Linked DNA regions of Homo sapiens: region 1 is linked to region 2. Evidence: chromatin loops called from intact Hi-C (ENCODE). Cell type or tissue: GM12878. All regions are shown on one strand. Links, peaks and the distances in the headings refer to the core of each region. The heading gives the core; the rest is flanking DNA.

Evidence for each region. Peaks named below come from ENCODE experiments on the same cell type or tissue, not always from the same donor. Only the 100,000 strongest peaks of a DNase experiment are listed, where the experiment ranks them.
Region 1: a loop joins it to region 2, with 2.1 times the contacts of the local background. A loop is called at or near these places in 6 of 110 quality-filtered maps.

The regions. Positions count from the first base shown.
Region 1 is chr15:64,567,599-64,576,686 of GRCh38, reverse strand. The region is part of intron 2 of ZNF609 (zinc finger protein 609); the gene reads right to left. The region is part of intron 4 of LOC101930091 (a long non-coding RNA gene); the gene reads left to right. Among named protein-coding and RNA genes, the nearest start is that of ZNF609, 110 kb to the right of the region's middle. RefSeq lists enhancers at 4,322-4,421, 4,452-4,521. In GM12878, for the core only: no CTCF peak of the experiment used is centred there; a DNase peak (open chromatin) is centred at 4,586; H3K27ac peaks cover 2,892 bases.
Region 2 is chr15:64,619,065-64,628,152 of GRCh38, reverse strand. It overlaps ZNF609 (zinc finger protein 609), which reads right to left. Exons shown (of 10, transcript NM_015042.2): 3 at 5,101-5,326. It overlaps LOC101930091 (a long non-coding RNA gene), which reads left to right. Exons shown (of 5, transcript XR_007064678.1): 3 at 1,788-1,892. Among named protein-coding and RNA genes, the nearest start is that of OAZ2, 80 kb to the left of the region's middle. RefSeq lists an enhancer at 5,425-5,504. In GM12878, for the core only: no CTCF peak of the experiment used is centred there; DNase peaks (open chromatin) are centred at 4,402 and 5,112; H3K4me3 peaks cover 237 bases; H3K27ac peaks cover 3,280 bases.

The DNA of each region.
Region 1 (9,088 bases), core at 1,554-6,553, 51 kb after region 2:
GATTACAGGCTTGAGCCACCACGCCTGGCTCCATCCACTATTTTGAGGATTCCTTTAACCTTTCTTGTTTATTGAATTTCATCTTTCCTCTATCACATCTTCCTTTTCGTAGAAACATCCAGTAGCTTTCTAGAATAGGGCATGGAAGTTAGATTTTTTAAAGATATTGCAAGTTTATTTTAGCCCCCATTCTGGGATATAATTTATAGCAGTGACGTGTGTTGACTTTTTTTTTTTCTAGAACAAAATTCTGATAAAAAATTCTGAATTGACATCATAACTAAGAAGCACATGACTAGAGAAATCTGTATCAGAATTTATAATATATTTAAGCTAGCCTAAAGTCAGTATTAATGTTTAAAGAAAGCCTCATGAAACTGGCAGCAAGTAGACACTGAATAAAAGATTATTATTAATAACAACAACCACATTTATACCTGTAAGTTATAATATAAACTAAGTAGATAAATTTGACCTAAAAGAAGGCAAACCAGGGGTTTTGGTTTCTCAAGGTGCCTAATCCTGATTAGCCCCCATTTTTATTAATTTTTCAAGTATATCAAGTAATTATTATTATTATTATTTGAGACTGAGTCTCGCTCTGTCGCCCAGGCTGGAGTGCAGCGGCGCGATCTCGGCTCACTGCAAGCTCCGCCTCCCAGGTTCGTGCCATTCTCCTGCCTCAGCCTCCCAAGTAGCTGGGACTACAGGTGCCCGCCACCGCGCCTGACTAATTTTTTGTATTTTTAGAAGAGACGGGGTTTCACTGCGTTAGCCAGGATGGTCTTGATTTCCTGACCCCGTGATCCACCTGCCTCGGCCTCCCAAAGTGCTGGGATTACAGGCGTGAGCCACCTTGCCCGGCCAAGTATATCAAGTAATTATTTATATTTTCTCAGATAAAACCAGCTTGCTTGGTTAGAATGTAGATTAAGTTCCAAATTTTGGCAAAATTCAAGTGGCTATCTTTAAGTTTACCTTGCTTAAATTTCATAACCTTTTTGTAAATATACAAATACTACCTGGGATCCCATTAATTTATATAATTAATAGTACACAAAACCAAAACCATGAATAAGAAAAGAGAATTCGGTATTAAGAGAAAATAAATACGTTGACCTCCCTAAGAAAACAGAAGTTCCTCCATGGTTGTTATTCCCATCCTGTGTCCAAAAGATTATTATTGCCAGAAATTCTGTATGTGCAAAAAAATCCTACTGATTATAGATAACCTCTGGTTTTCCCCTCTTCTTCCTTTTTTTTTTTTGAAATGGAGTTCTTGTTGCCCAGGCTGGAGTGCAATGGTGCGATCTAGGCTCACTGCAACCTCCGCCTCCCAGGTTCAAGTGATTTTCCTGCCTCAGCCTCCTGAGTAGCTGGGAATACAGGCATGTGCCACCACACCCAGATAATTTTGTATTTTTAGTAGAGACGGGGTTTCTCCATGTTGGTTAGGCTGGTCTTGAACTCCAGATGTCAGGTAATCCACCCGCCTCAGCCATATCCAGATTCTTGTCTTCCACAGAAACCCCGGGATTTGGTTTTGACTCTTTCACACTTTGAGGCTGTTTCCTTCTTGTTCTTAGTTAAAAATGAAAAGCACTTTCCACATCACCAACAAAAGCAATTCAGCAGGATTCATTTCTATATACTGTGCTGCCACATACAAGCCCCATTAATGAACAGCATAAGGGACTAGGGCATGGCTTGGTAAAATGAATAGTGCTTCAGGAGGAGTCCAACTCTGCAAGCTGCTGCTTTTAGAAAAATGCATTTAACTACAGCCACAGGTCCCTCCCTCCTCTTGCTTCAAAATCAGATGTTCACCCATCCCTAGCAGTAAGATAAAGACCTTAGAAAGAGAGTTCTGACAGCAAACCACAGAGGCTGCAGACACATTTCGTTTTAATTCCATCAGCAACTGCTAAGCAATTAATGAAATAGAGAGGAGGGAGGGGGCATCAGGGCAAAGAGAAAAGGGACTTGAGCAATCATGTGGAAATACTTCATCCTCATCCCAATGAGAGCAGGTTATCTGGGGCAGCTGTACAAAGCTTCAAATCCTTGAATTTGAACTCCCAGGCCACTTCCCAAGCAGCAATAAAGATATGTAGTCCAGATTTTGTCTTGCTTACAGTTTTATATCTCTCATATACTTGCCTGTAGCCACCAACAAAGGGAAGAAAGAGTGAAAGACAACAGATCAAGTGAGTGATTCAGCTATTAAGTCCCTTGGGCAGATTCTATGCTTTGCATAATATGGACTATGAGGATCAGGAGATACTAAATACTAACAGCAGTGATTCATCAGAAGCATGTATGTACTAGGCCTAGGGCATGGTGGGACAGGAACTCCATCAATAAACCCCTGCAGGTTCCTTCTTTACCAAGCTGTATCCTTAACCTATCACAGAAAAGGCAATAAAACAAAAAACTACTGACAAAAACTTCTCAGAGAGAAAGTAAATTCTCAAATGGGGTGTGGGTGCCAAAAAAAAAAAAAAAAAAAAAAAAATCCAGCATGAAAGAGAAATAAAAGCTCAAAAAAGGCTAATGCAGTGCCACAATTCCAGCTGTTAGCCCCTCAGTGAACAGGGGCCCCTAAATCATAACATGAGAGAAGGCTGGTAGTTTTTTAGCAGGGGCAAGAGCGGGGTGTGGTGAGAGCAGGAATTGATGAAAAATGTGATGGTCTCTACTAATTCATACAGCAAGTTCCTAAACAGAATAATGTTCAAGTGGCCTCATTTTCCCCTTCATTCACCACTCAATCACAAGGACCTGAGGTCCTGGGTTTTCTGCAATAACCCTGATTAAAAACTCCATCCAACTGTGTTTGGATTTGGGGTTGCAAGGAAAAAAATGAATATTTTACATATAGTTCATCCCAAACTCCCTTGCACAGAGTTTGAAAGAACATGGTAAACCCACATATGCAGGCAAAGTAAAATGCCAAATAGACAAGGGTGAAATAGGCAGGAGATGGATCCCTGAAGGTCCAAAAGTATTGAAAGTTGGCCTGCTAGCCAGGCACAGCGGCTGACGCCTGTAATCCCAGCATTTTGGGAGGCCGAGGTGGGCGGATCACGAGGTCAGGAGATCAAGACCATCCTCAACAAGGTGAAACCCCATCTCTACTAAAAATACAAAAAAAAAAAAATTAAATTAGCCAGACATGGTGGCGGGTGTCTGTAGTCCCAGCTACTCGGGAGGCTGAGGCAGGAGAATGGTATGAACCCGGCAGGCGGAGCTTGCAGTGAGCCAAGATTGCGCCACTGCACTCCAGCCTGGGCGACAGAGCAAGACTCCGTCTCAAAAAAAAAAAAAAAAAAAAAAAAAAGAAAGTTGGGCCACTAACTCTACTGCAGAATTACTTGCACTGCTTTTTGAAAATACAGATTATGATTTAATGGAAAGTATTCCATGGGACTTGTCAGTTGACTGCTATTTAGGAAAAAAAAAAAAAAGATCAAACTCCTTAGAAGTCTTACTTGACCTGGTTTCTGCTTACTTTCTCATCTCATAATCACTCTTCTTCACTCTAAACTATTCCATCATTCTACAAATATTTATTCATGTCTGCTACACGTTGGCACTGTTCTAGGTACTATGAATGCATCCTAGGACTGCCATGTAATGGTTGCTCAATTATGTCTTGTATAATTGGCTGAGGAGGCAAGAGGAGGCCAAAATCTAGGTCCATGCTTTTCTAGCCGAACTACGTGTCCCGCGTGGAGCCACAACCTTTTGGAAAGGAGACTTTCTTTTCTTTTCTTTTTTTTCTCAAGACGGAGTTTTGCTCTTGTTGTCCAGGCTGGAGTGCAATGGCACCATCTTGGCTCACCACAACTTCCGCCTCCCGGTTTCAAGCAATTCTCCTGCCTCAGCTTCCTGAGTAGCTGGGATTACAGGTATGCAGGCATGTGCCACCATGCCCGGCTAATTTTGTATTTTTAGTGGAGATGGTGGTTTCTCCATGTTGGTCAGGCTGGTCTCAAACTCCCGACCTCAGGTGAACTGCCTGCCTTGGCCTCCCAAAGTGCTGGGGTTACAGGTGTGAGCCACCGTGCCTGGCATTCTTTTCTAATTTACTGGAAAAAGTCCCATGGGCTAAGGGAGGACCTGGCAATAACAATGAACAAATCAGACAAACATCCCTGTCCTCAGGAAGCTTATATCCCATTGTGGGAGAGACAACCAAAATAAATTATATACTATGTGGGACAATAATAAGTGTTATGGAGAAAATAAAACAGGGATCAATCTCCCTGGCTCAAGTGATCCTCCCACCTCAGCCTCCCAAGTACCTGGGACTACAGGCACATGCCACCATGCCCAGCGAATTTATTTTTTGTAAAGAATGAGGTCTCACAATGGGGCCCAGGCTGGTCTTGAACTTTCAGACTCAAACGATCTGCCTACTTCGGCTTCCCAAAGTGTTGGAATTAGTCATCAGCTACCACACCTGGCCAGTTTTAAATACAGTATTCAGGGAAGAACTCACTCAGAAGGTGACATTTTTGTTTACAGAACCATGTCAAACCCATTTCCCCTCAGGCCTTTGCACTTGCTGTACTTTGCCTAAAGTTCCTCTTTCCCTTTCTCAACTTTTGCATACCTAGCTTTTTATCTTTCAGTATCAGCCTAAATGTCACTTCCTTAAGGGCAACTTTCCAGCAACACTAAGTAGAATAGCTATCTATATCCCTAGGCAGTCCTAACCAAACAAAGACTCAAGGCCGGGCTCACACCTGTAATACCAGCACTTTGTGAGATCACTTGAGGTCAGGAGTTTGAGACCAGCCTGACCAACATGGCGAAATCTTGTCTCTACTAAAAAAATACAAAAATTATCCAGGCGTGGTGGTGGGCACCTGTAACCCCACCTACTTGGGAGGCTGAGGCAGGAGAACTGCTTGAACCCAGGAGGCAGAGGCTGCAGTGAGTGAAGATCTCACCACTGCCCTCCAGCCTGGGCGATCCTGGGTGACAGAGTGAGACTGACTGAAAAAAAAGACTCAACTACATAAAACTAGAGAGTTTGAATCCTGTTCTACTATTTCCTGGCTTAACCTCTGGCATCCAGTTTACCCATATGTAAAATGGATAATAATAGTACTTAACTTATACGGTTGCTGTGAAGAATAATTACAATCACCACCCAAAAGGATAACAATAAAAATTAAAAAATAAAAATATATTATATAAAAATATAAAAGTACAATAAAAATAGCAGCTGTTTATATAACTTTTTACCATGCACCAGGCATTATTCTATGTATTCTACATTTATTAACCCATTTAATCTATTCATATAATACATTTAAAGTGCCAGCACTATATTTAGCAAACAGTAAATAAATGTTTGCTCTCTTTCTTATTATCACCATGATCAGTGGCAGTATTATTAGCTCTTCTTATGAGGTGCCTAAGCCCTCTGTGTTTCTGCTCTGCTGAGGGATCTATACCCAAAAGTTTCATATCTTCCCCTCTAGAATTCCTATTTTCCCCTCTTGGATAAACACCCTACAGAAGGAATTTGTTATCAACCTTAGCACTTACTCTGTGCAAATCATCTCTTACGTCTAGCATCAGCATGGACTTTTAAAAAGAAAAAGATATGACTGTCCATATAGATCATATGCTTTATTTATGTATTTAGAGACAGAGTCTCGCTCTGTTGCCCCGGCTGGAGTGCAGTGGCATGATCCCGGCTCACTGCAACTTCCGCCTCCCAGGTTCAAGTGATTCTCCTGCCTCAGCCTCCCGAGTAGCTGGGACTACAGGTGCGTGCCACCACACCTGGCTAATTTTTGTATTTTTAGTAGAGACGAGGTTTTGCTATGTTGGCCAGGCTCGTCTCGAACTCCTGACCTCAGGTGATCCACCTGCCTCGGCTTCCCAAAGTGCTGGGATAACAGGTGTGAGCCACTGCGCCTGGCCAAAACTAAGCTAATTTTACTAATCCAAAAAAACATAACATGAAAATAATAGGAGTGAACTCATCGTGATAATATTAGTATCTCGAGTTTCTAGAATTAAACACAATGCTCCTTTTGAATCTCTCACTAAAGACAAACTAGAATCCATATACTTGACCATAATCATCAAAATATAATTAGAAGGCTTAAAGAAACAAAGAAGTCCAGAACCTTGGTTCCACTTTCCAGACTCATCTACTAATATACATGAACAATTGATGATGCTACTCTTCCTTAAGAATCTTGATTGATTAGAACATGGCTTCTAAGCAAGGCCACCAGGAACTGTTTTCCTGGTATCTATTGCTTTGAGAAACATATTTATGCTTAACCATCTCAAATGCCTTTTATAAAAGTATTTAAATGATAAAGATGAGAAGAGAAAAAGATATAATGAGAGGTAGTATAGTTATAACTGTGGAAGATATAAGTCAGATTACCTGGATTTTAATCCTGGCTCCACAAACCACCAACCAGGCCACGTTTCTTAGCTTGCTAAAACTCACTATGCTCATGTATAAAGTGGGAATAAGAGAGCTCTCGGCCAGTCAGGCACAGTGGCTCACGCCTGTAATCTCAACACTTTGGGAAGTTAAGGCAGGGGGATCACTTGAGCACAGGAGTTTGAGACAAGCCTGGGCAATATAGCGAGACCCCTATCTCTATTTTAAAAAGTAAGAAAGAAAGAGTTCCTATCTCATAGAGATATTGTAAGATGTGATCTAGGCAATTCCGTTCTTGGCACACAGTGCAAGAGCAATAAATTAAAGCTTAAAAAAATACACCAGAAAGAAAAAGAAAAGTCAAGAACATTCTGTGGGCATTTATTGCATTTGCTTTTTAACTCAGAAAAGACACTACAGAAAAAAACTTAACTAGCTGTCTAACACTGCTTCCATCTTGGCTCTCAATGATACACACAAAAGGATGGTTTATCAATGCATTCTGTTTCTCCAGCATAAACCCAAAGGTTGAACAACAAATTTCTGTTCAGAAGGAGAAGTGCTAAGACAAGATGATAAAACTATTGATTCTTTTTCACAAGGAGACTCACTGTGAGAGCAAAAGGGAGCCCTCTAACCCCAGTCTGGGGAGGGGGCTACTGAATTGGCACACTTTTTACATATTCAGAAGTATCTTCTACCTGCTTGGATTTTCTAAGCACAACAAAGGCTTTGGCTTTTAGCATTTAAGAGAAAAGATACTCCTTGGGGAAAGAGCATGAGGGAACTGATAGGAAATTGTCCCCAGGAGGTTTTCCTAAACTATCTCAAACATAATGTAGAATTACTGTTACCACTTTATTAATTCAACAAATATTTATTAGGCATCCTCTATGTGTCAGGCATTTTTCTACAGTTCCTGAGAATAAGGGAAACCAAACAGATGAGGTTCTAGCTCTCCTGGTACTCTTATATAATAGAGGAGAAAGTAAGCCCATAACAAACAAGAAACTATCTAAGAGGAATAAATGCCACAATGAAAATCAAACACCATGATATGATATGGACTATCCAGGAAGTTATTTTAGATTAGATGGTCAGAAGAAGCTTCAATGAGAAGATGATATTTTAACTGAAACCTGAATGACTAGCAAGGGCCCATTTGTATCCCAGAGGGGTATCAGAGGGAGTGGAAAAAGAAGGTAGTAAAAAGCCACATATATACATAGAGCAAGCTTCATATGTTTGAGAAAAAGAAAGAAGGCCAGTGTGGCTAGAGTACAGAGGTAGTAAGAGTGGTTAAGATAATATCTGCAAGGTAAACAAACCACATCATGTTAAAGCCCCAGAGAGGTTTAGGACTTAGTTAAAAATCACACAAATTGTTCTCAGCAAAGCTAGAATTTAACTCCATAGAAGTCTAACCCTAAGTCCATGGCCTTTCTAGAACACCACAGTTAACATATCTTATTCATCCTTATGAATGGGAACCTAGCTCAGTGTTTTACACATTGTAGATGTTCAGTAAATGTTCAGTGAAAGAAAAGGAAAAAGCCTAAATACCTAGGCATACCACTTTTCATCTCTGTTCTGGTCAGAAAACTGTCAAGCACCTATCCAAACACTGAATACTCTTACTGAAGATTAATAGGACCTACAGTTGTGATTCTTAATCATGGATGCACACCAGAATCACCTGGGAAACTTTAAGAACTACTGACGCATGGAAATCATCAGAATATCAGAAATTCTGATATATGTGGTCTGGGATGTAGGGGGATTGGGATTTTCAAGAGCTCCTCAAGTTATTCTAATGTCCAGCCCAAGTTGAGAACCACTGCTCTAGAGGTTCCCAAATATAAAACCATATGAAAAAGCCATCTCACCAATTGCTGCTGGGCATGAGGTACATGACAAAGTGACAAGGAACAATAAGGTTTTCGGGGGTGTAGGGTTACTGGAGTGAGGAGAAACAAATTTAAAAGTGGCTAAATAACTTGCTACACATGGATAAAAGATGACAGTAGGAAGTACTGTGTAGTATAATAATGGTATTACAGTTATATAAGCAAATGTCCTCATGTTTTTGGAGAGTCATGATAAAGTATTTGGGAGAGAAATGTCATAATGTTTAAAACCTCCAAACTGTTCAGCAAAACAAATACAATCACATATATAGATAAAGCAAATATGACAAAACTTTGACAATTATTGAATCTAGGTGGTGGGTGATCATTTTACTTAACTTTTCTGTATGTTTAAAATTATTCATAATAAAATGTTGGGAGGGAGAAAATATCTCAGCCGGGTACCGTGGCTAATGCCTGTAATCCCAGCACTTTGGGAGGCTGAGGTGGGCAGATCACGATGTCAGGAGATCGAGACCATCCTGGCTAATACGCTGAAATCCCGTCTCTACTAAAAATACAAAAAATTAGTCGGGTGTGGTGGCACGTGTCTGTAGTCCCAGCTACTCAGGAGGCTGAGGCAGGAGAATCGCTTGAACCCGGGAGACAGAGGTCGCAGTGAGCCGAGATCGTGCCACTGCACTTCAGCCTGGGTGACCGAGCGAGATCCTGTCTCAAAATAAATAAATAAATAAAAAATAAATGTTGGGAGGGGGAAAATATCTTGCCACAATATACAGATAATTAATCCATCATA
Region 2 (9,088 bases), core at 2,159-7,158:
TGATTCCATGGTTTAAGGCATAGATTTAAAAAAAATTTTTTTTGTAGAGATAGGGTCTTGCTATGTTGCCCAGGCTAGTCTCAAACTCCTGGGCTCAAGTGATCCATCTGCATCAGCCTCCCAAAGTGCTGGGATTACAGGCATGAGCCACCACACCTGGCCTGCATAGATTTTTATAACTTAAGAGCTGATAGGCTGGGCATGGTGGTTCATGCCTGTAATCCCAGCACTTTGGGAGGCTGAGGTGGGATGGTCACTTGAGGCCTGGAGTTTGAGACCAGTCTGCACAACATAGCAAGACTCTGTCTCTATAAAAAATTAGCTGAGTACGGCGGCACATGCCTGTAGTCTCAGCTACTCAGGAGGCCAAGGCAGGAGGATCACTTTAGCTCAAGAGTTTGAGGCTGCAGTGAGAGATGATGTTGTTGCTATACTCCAGGCTGGGTGACACAGCTTGACCCTGTCTCAAAAAAAAAAAAAAAAAAAAAAGAAAGAAAAAAAGAACTAAAAAGAACTGTCAGGTCCTAATTGGTCACCTAGTTCAACTTAAGAGATGAGGTAACTAAGGCCCAGAAAATTAAGGGATTTTTCCAAGGTCATAATGATAGTGGCAGAGATATAGAAGTCTCCAGAGTTTTACTCCAGTGCTCCTTCCACTATACCATAAATTCTTCCATAAAGCACATTTGCCAAAGTAAACTACATCACTGGTATTGGCCTTTGGGTTAGTGCTACTGTCCAAAAAGGAGAACCTATAGCATCTCCTAGAACTCTTACCTAAAGTCAGCCTTGCCTTTCTTTAAAATACCACACAAGCCAGTATGCAATTTTGTGTCCCTAAAAGTACATAGTCTGCTTTAAGGCTTCTTATACATTTTTTCAGGATCCTAGATTAGAGTTAAGCCTTGTGAACCCAGAATAGACTTGGTAGTTTTGTTTTGTTTTTTTTTGTTTTTTTTTTGAGACGGAGTCTCACTCTCTGTCGCCCAGGCTGGAGTGTAGTGGCACACTCTCGGCTCACTGCAACCTCCACTTCCTGGGTTCAAGTGATTCCCCTGCCTCAGCCTCCCAAGTAGCTGGGATTACAGGCTAATTTTTGCATTTTTAGTAGAGACGGGGTTTTGCCATGTTGGCCAGGCTGGTCTCAAACTCCTGACCTCAAGTGTACCTCCCGCCTCGGACATACTCAGTATTTTGATTTGAAGTGAGGTGAGATAAAGCAAAATCCAGTGGAACTAGCCCTTACATAGTGCTGAGAATGTCTCAAAAACAAACAGACAAAAAAATTCTAGGTTACACTTGGGTCTTCTTAACAGTCCCACGGTTGAATCTAGTCAAGTAGGATCTTTGCAGTGCTTACTGAATTATCAACAGCCTAAAAAGAAATGGAATCTGCAGGAATTTAAAAATGCATCCAAGGTTTAAAGGGAGTGATAGGGAGAGAAGAGGAAAGAAAGAAGTAACACTGTAGGACAAGTAGGCAAAGAAACTAGGAATAATTGAGGCCATGACTCCTATACCTGTTCTCAGCAAGGTGGCTCAGTTCTACAGGGACCTCAGTGTCCTCCATTCCCCTCAGAGGCCAAGCATTCACAGCTTCTCTCTGAGCTGTAAGGACTTTTCTGTTTGAAGACAGTGTAGTTTGCTGGACAAAGAGACAGACAGAAGTACAAAATGTCGAGAGGCAGAAAAAAAAACCTAGAAGTCTGGAAGAATTTTTTAAAAAGTATCTGTATGTAGTTCTTATGATTAACTTGAGGACTGACTCGGTATCCTGGATCTTACAGATCTTCAGAGAATGATCTTTGCAGGAAATCTCTGTTACCTGAAGATGAAAAGGAATGTGAACCAACTCTGATCCCAATTCAGACCTTCGCCAACTGACAGTTCAGGTGAAGGCCCTCTGGGGTGACCAGAAAGCAAAGAAAAGATGAGTATATTATTGCTGAACAGTTCTCTTTCAGAAAAAGAGAATAAAATAAAGAAAGAGACCTAAGCCTTGAAATACAGTAAGTGGGAGAAAACCTGGTATTAAAAGTAGGATTAAAAATCTTACAGATTTAGACAACGAGACTGATCTCAAACCTGGTGAAAGCAGTATTTATTCTGAGTTGCAGAGAAGATTTAGAATTTTGGAAAGTACTTCGACACCATTCCTAAGTTCAAGCAATATTTTAATATCCTCTCTCTCTCTCTCTCTCTCTCTCTCTCTCTCTATATATATATATATATATATATTTTTTTTTTTTTTTTTTTTTTTTTTTGAGATGGAGTCTGGCTCTGTCACCCAGGCTGGAGTGCAGTGGTGCAATCTTGGCTCACTTCAAGGCCCGCCTCCTGGGTTCACGCCATTCTCCTGCCTCAGCCTCCCGAGTAGCTGGGACTACAGGCGCCCACCACTACACCCGGCTAATTTTTGTATTTTTAGTAGAGACAGGGTTTCACCATGTTAGCCAGGATGGTCTCCATCTCCTGACCTCGTGATCCGCCCGCCTCGGCCTCCTAAAGTGCTGGGATTACAGGCTTGAGCCACCGCACCCGGCTCCTCTAGATATATATTAAGATAGATCCAGAAATGACAATGACATAGATGCAAGCATTCCTTCATTCAAACAAATATATTTTTCTTTTTTTTGAGACAGCCTTGCTCTGTTGCCTGGGCCAGAGTGCAATGGTGCGATCTCGGCTCACTGCAACCTCCACCTCCGGGGTTCAAGTGATTATCCTGCCTCAGCCTCCCAAGTAGCTGGGATTACAGGTACACGCCACCATACCCAGCTTTTTTTTTGTATTTTTAGTAGAGATAGGGTTTCACTATGTGGGCCAGGCTGGTCTTGAACTCCTGACCTCAGGTGATAAACCACGCCTGGCCTCAAACAAGTATTTTTGACAGTCTACTACTATAGGTGTCAGATGCCACCTATGTTAAGTACCTTGGATACAATGATGAGCAAAACAGACTGCCTGATCTCAGAACTTCTAACACAGTAGAAAAGATACACATTAATAGAAAAATCATAAAAATGATAAACAAAGTTGCAAACTGTGATGTGTGCTATGAAATAAAGTATAGAGTACCTTAAGAGTACAAACTGGGCTGGGTGTGGTAGCTCACACCTGTAATCCCAGCACTTTGGGAGGTTGAGGCAGGTGGATCACAAGGTCAGGAGTTCAAGACCAGCGTGGCCAGCACGGTGAAACCCCATCTCTACTAAAAATACAAAAATGGACCAGGCGTGGTGGTATGTGCCTGTAGTCCCCACTACTCAGGAGGCTGAGAGAGAAGAATCGCTTGAACCTGGGAGGCAGAGGTTGCAGTGAGCCAAGATCGCACCACTGTACTCCAGCCTGGGTGACAGGGTGAGACTCCATCTCAAAAAAAAAAAAAAAAGTGTACGTAACAGGGGAACTTGGTAATAATAGGCTGCCTGTGACAACCTGACAGAGAGTCTTCCAGTGCAAACGATTTACAAAAAATAAAAAAAAATTATGTGTTAATTTTGCCCTGGCAGGAAGGGATCCTCAGATAAAAAGGTATTCATTGTCCTCAGGAGAGTGAAAGCATTAGCCTCACTCTCTCAAAGTTTTTGTTAGGTTCACATAAAAAAAGCATCTTGTTCTTGGAAAAGAGTCACCATCATAAAGGCAAGCAGAACAAACAGGCAGGAAATCGATTTATTCTATCTTCAATATACTGAGGTAAGAGGCCTTGAAGGTTGCTTGGTGGCACAGAGATATGGTCCGGATATGTCTGTCATTCCAACAGACTCTGTGACTGTTCAGACATTTGTCCATAAGCAGATGACATTTTAAAAATCAGATAGCCACTTTGTGATTTTCAGATTGTATATTGTATACACATATCCAGAGTCAACCTCTAGAGTTAAACTCTCTCTCTACCTTCTCTGCATCAGCTTCTACCACTCAGGCACACAATAAAACCTCATTAGCGACGTTATTCTGAAAGCTGAAGATGTATTACATTCCTAATGATGACACAGACAAGAATACAGAGTTCTTAACCTGTAACACATCAGCACCTATTGCACGGTAAACTTTAAATAAATACTGAATGACAACAAAATATTCAGGGGAACAGATTTTATTAGAATGACCAGAATGAAATGCCTGAATTTCTAGGGGCAGACTGACAAAATAGCTCTGTGATAATCAGAGATGATTAGCTGTGCTCCTCTGGGCCTCTAAACTCCTCAGAGTGAGGACAGTTTGAAAGTCTGTTTACTGATGCAGAGACATGATGGGACTGAGGCCCAGACTCTCTAACCACATATACTCTGACAAGGATTTGGATTCTTCAGAAAAAGAATATGCAAAAATCAAATTGCCACCAGATGTTACCAAAAGATCTGAAATACCCCATTAAGTCTCTTTACACTTCCTTCCATTTTTTCAGGTTCATAAATTTTCAAAACAGAATAGATTCCGTTCTCAGGGGCAAGTGGAACATGCAAGAAGTCTGGATGCCTTGGGCAACAGCAACCTACAGTGAGCCAACTGCTTAGTGGATGCCTGAAAACAAGACCATCTAAACATTTCCTATAAAATCTGTACCAAGTGACAGATACATGAAGCGGTGTGGGTGGCTGGGCAATGAGGCAATCAGTGGGAAGAGTGAACTGGCTGTACCTATAGGTGTTAAAAAAGGCAAGAGCTGCATATGCAATGAGCCAACATTAAGTGAATTTAAGAGTGACTATTCTCCATCCTCTTGACTCCCTCAGCTGCCCTTTTATTAATTTTTCTCTTCAGGCCTGACCTCAAATTTAATTTATAATCTAACTCTCCCATATAAAATATGGAGAGTACAGATACAGTTTGAATTACCTGGCCAATACCTATCACATGACTGCATATCATAAGTACCAGGATCAACACTGTTGAATACTATGAAGGGAAGAATCTCTAGAAGCTGGGAAATTTTGCTAAGTCTGCTAAAATCCTCTGTGTGGGTATCTCCCGCAGACTGTGGACACTTGAGACTCTAATAACCACTTGGTAATATTTACAACAATAAGTCCCTGGTGGCTCCCCTGCAGAAGCAGGTTGAGAAGGGAGGGGAAAGCCACATATCACACTTACCATCTTCTGTTTCCTGCCACACGATGCCTTCAAGGTTGACGCTAGTTCCAGGTTCACAGGGGCCCAAGCACTCAGGCTCTGTGGCCAGAGCCACATCACATGTGTTGACCCCAACTGATCGGGTACGAACCATGATCTGCTCACAGGGAGATGAGATGTCATTGTTGACCACTGGCACCAAAAGGTGTATTGGCAGCACTGCTGGTGTGGAAACAGGGGACTCCATCTGTGGAGGGAAGAAAAAGTAGTAGCTGAGTTGCAGGGAGAACATTTAGAGGAAATACCTTTTCTGTATTTAATCTAGTCCTATATCTATTCCTGCCAGAGTGCAGACGGCTATAAATAAGACTTTGGTTCTTCCTTTCAAGTTCTGGCTTATGATACCACTACAAATCTAGTGGTTTAGATGAGAACATCCTGTGCTAAGAGAAACTCTTATTAATGAGCGTATAATGATCTTCTTAATGATCTTCCTCATAAACTGCACTTGGCTAAAATGTTTTTTAAAAAGTTCTATTTTTTCCTCATCTCATTAAAAAGTCTCTAATGAAAGAGAATCAGGGCCAGATTTCAATAGTAACAGAGCACACAGACTGATGAGAAAGACAAGGCCCAGCATCTGAGGTATGTTTTGCTACCACCACTATGCTTCCTACCAATCTATCATTCAGCAAACAGTACATTAGTCTGGCATAAAATCCATGAATTTGGGTGGGGATAAAGAGAGGAAGAAATAGCCAAATCCTAGGAATGCCATGATTCCTAATGATCCTAGGTGCTTTAATACATCTTTGGCTAGAAGGAATAAAGTTATAGCAGGGCTGGGATTAACCTGGTGGGAATTTCTAACCCTTAGAAACTGTAACATGTAACAGTGGTTGTTTAATGAGAATGGCATCTTGGAATATAATTCTAACATCAAATTTATCTATAAGAAACAGGAGGTGCTGTTGCCACCCAGAAGCCAATCAACAGCAGTCTGAAGATGTTGTTGATTATGTACACATAGATAGAAATAGTCAAACATGGCTAGGCACGGTGGCTCACACTTGTAATCCCAGCACTTTGGGAGGCCGAGGTGGGCAGATCACCTGAGGTCAGGAGTTCGAGACCAGCCTGACTAACATGGTGAAACCCCATCTCTACTAAAAATACAAAAATTAGCCGGGCGTAGTGGTGGGCGCCTGTAATCCCAGCTATCCAGGAGGCTGAGGCAGCAGAATCGCTTGAACCTGGGAGGCAGAGGTTGCAGTGAGCTGAGATCGTCTCAAAAAAAAAAAAAAAAGAAAGAAGCAATTTGCTTCCAAAACCAGAAACTAGAACCTCTCACAAGAATGTAATTAGTTAGGTTCCAAGAAGAATGCAACCCATCTAGAGACAACATAAAAGTTGTGATGGGTCAGGTGCAATGGCTCATGCCTGTAGTCCTAATGTTTTGGGAGGCCTATGGAGGAAGATCACGTGTAGCCAAGAGTTCAAGACTAGCCTGGGTAACATAGCAAGACCCCACCTCTATAAAAAACAAAAATAAAAAAGGTATCTGTGTGTGGTGGCATATGCCTGTATTCTCAGCTACTCCAGAAGCGGAGGTGGGAGGACCACTTGAGCCCAGGAGGTTGAGGCTACAGTGAGCTATGATTGCACCACTGTACTCCAGTCTGGGTGACAGAGTGAAATCCTATCTCAAAAAAAAAAAAAAGAATGAAATGAAGTGGGCAGTGATCCTTTAACTCTTTAAATCCCAGAATTTATGAGGCTGACAAAGTCTATTATGCTCGAGTGATTGATGCCCCAATCCTGAATGAGCATAACGTCTTGCATATGCAAAGACACTCAATGCACACACTGGCTTATTTCCTCCGAAGATTAAGTATGATACTAATCAGCAGACCTAGAAAATGAGAGTCAAAGATTGGGACTTTCCCAATCCTTGGGACTCTTCCCTTTGTGAGGAATTCTTAGTCTAGGTCCTTTAATAGAGAGTCCTTTGTGAGGACTTCTTAGTCTAGGTCCTTTAATAGACTTCTTAGTCTAGTCCTTTAATAGAGACATTCAGAGAAGATCATACATGTATCCGTAAGCCAAGCTTCTAAATAGCTCTGCAACAAAACTCTGATTCTGGAATAATTTACTACATGACTATCACTCTATCTATAATCCATTTCCCTCCCACAACACACACAGAGACAAACACCTTCCTGGCCTTGAAAACTAGCCTATAGGCTGAGGTCTGGGTTCCGGATCCATTCTCCACAGTTGGCTCTGACTTCTTGGCTTAGAAAGTCATCACTATTTGTAGATCATCATTGTGAGTCCACAGAATGTTCATACACTGATTCTGATTAATTCTGGTCCCTGAAGAGCTGCCAAAACATCCTTGTCTGCTTGTCTCACACACACACCCCTTGTACTTCCCCAACTCCACCTTTTTCATGAAATGAAATGGAAGTAGAAGCCTGTATAATGAATCATCTACATTTATGATAAATGCCAAAAGGCATATTTGCTCTCTTGAAAACTGGGCATTTATAATTTAATTTCCCAACCTTCTTGGGATGTGGTAGATCCTGGAAAGATCTTTAAAATTTCCATGCACAGAAGTGAAGGTAAAAAACAACACAGAAAAAGTAAACTGGATCCTCCCTACTCACTCCTCTGCAGTGCTGGAACAAACTCTTGAGAGTCACTAGAGAGGGAAAGTTAGAGACAGAATATACAGATCATCTTTACTCTTGGCCTCACCTCTGTTTATCTATTCTTTCTCTTGGGGAAGAACTGTGACAGAAGCAGTTTCACAGCCTATATGTGTACTTCTTTTGCTTAGGGTTTGTTCCCTTTTTTATACTTTCTTCTACTCACAAGAGAAATTCCTGCAAGGTCCTACTGGACACAGACATTGGCCTAAACCTTCCAGGTCACCCCTGTGAACTTTCTGATTGCCTTGCTTGCACATGTCCTATTGCCAACCTGTTCCACAGCTCAGGCAGCAACCCTAGGCACAGAAGGAAGTTTACCCCAGGGAGACACCTATACACTTTCTCTCAGCCACTGAGGACAGCTCTTTTCTGGAAGTAGTTTAATTTCCTGCTAGGTTATTCAGTGCTCCTGGCAGGCTAGGAGAAACATATGCTAATACATTCTAGATAAAATGAAGTCCCCAGTTTTGCACCAAGAAATCCAGAAAACAACACCTAAAATGTAGGTTGGAAACATCACTGTTGCATTCAAGCAGTCTGCCAAATTATACCCTGCTATACAATAAGTGAAGAGAAGAAACTTCAGCTGAACTGATCACTAAGAATAACAGAACAGACTCATACACATGAGGAACTCATTAACAAGTATGCATCAAACTACCCTTACTGATTAGAGTTACTAGGCAGAGTTTGGCATCTCTGTTGTATGAAGATGACTTTATTTAATTACTTAGTTAATTAAAAGAGATGTTCAGGGATGGGGAGAAGCGACGAAATCCACCTATGGGTTTGAACTATTCATTTTCCATTTACTTTGCAACAGAAATCTAAGGAGAGATCACAGAGCAGCATAATAGTATTTAATTACAGCTCCAGCTCTGTTAATTACCATTTGGTCACATCTATAATCTAACATTAAGCCATAGTGCATAATAAGCTCTGTGATATTCATCTAATAACCTATGTGGCTTTACAGGATTTCATATTCTATTATTCACTGAAACAAAGATAGCTTCATTTATCACTTTCCAGGAGAAGATAACAATCAGAAAAAGGGGGCTGGGTGCAATGGCTCAAGCCTGTAGTCCCAGCACTTTGGGAGGCCAAGGCAGGAGGAGTGCTTGAGTCCAGGAGTTTGAGACCAGCCAGGGCAACATTGTGAGACCCTGTCTTTACAAAAAATTAAAAACAAAAACAAAAACAAAAACAACTAGCTGGGTGTGTTGGCACACACCTGCAGTCCTAGCTACTTGGGACGCTGAGGTAGGAGTGACACGGGTGTGCTGGGTAGA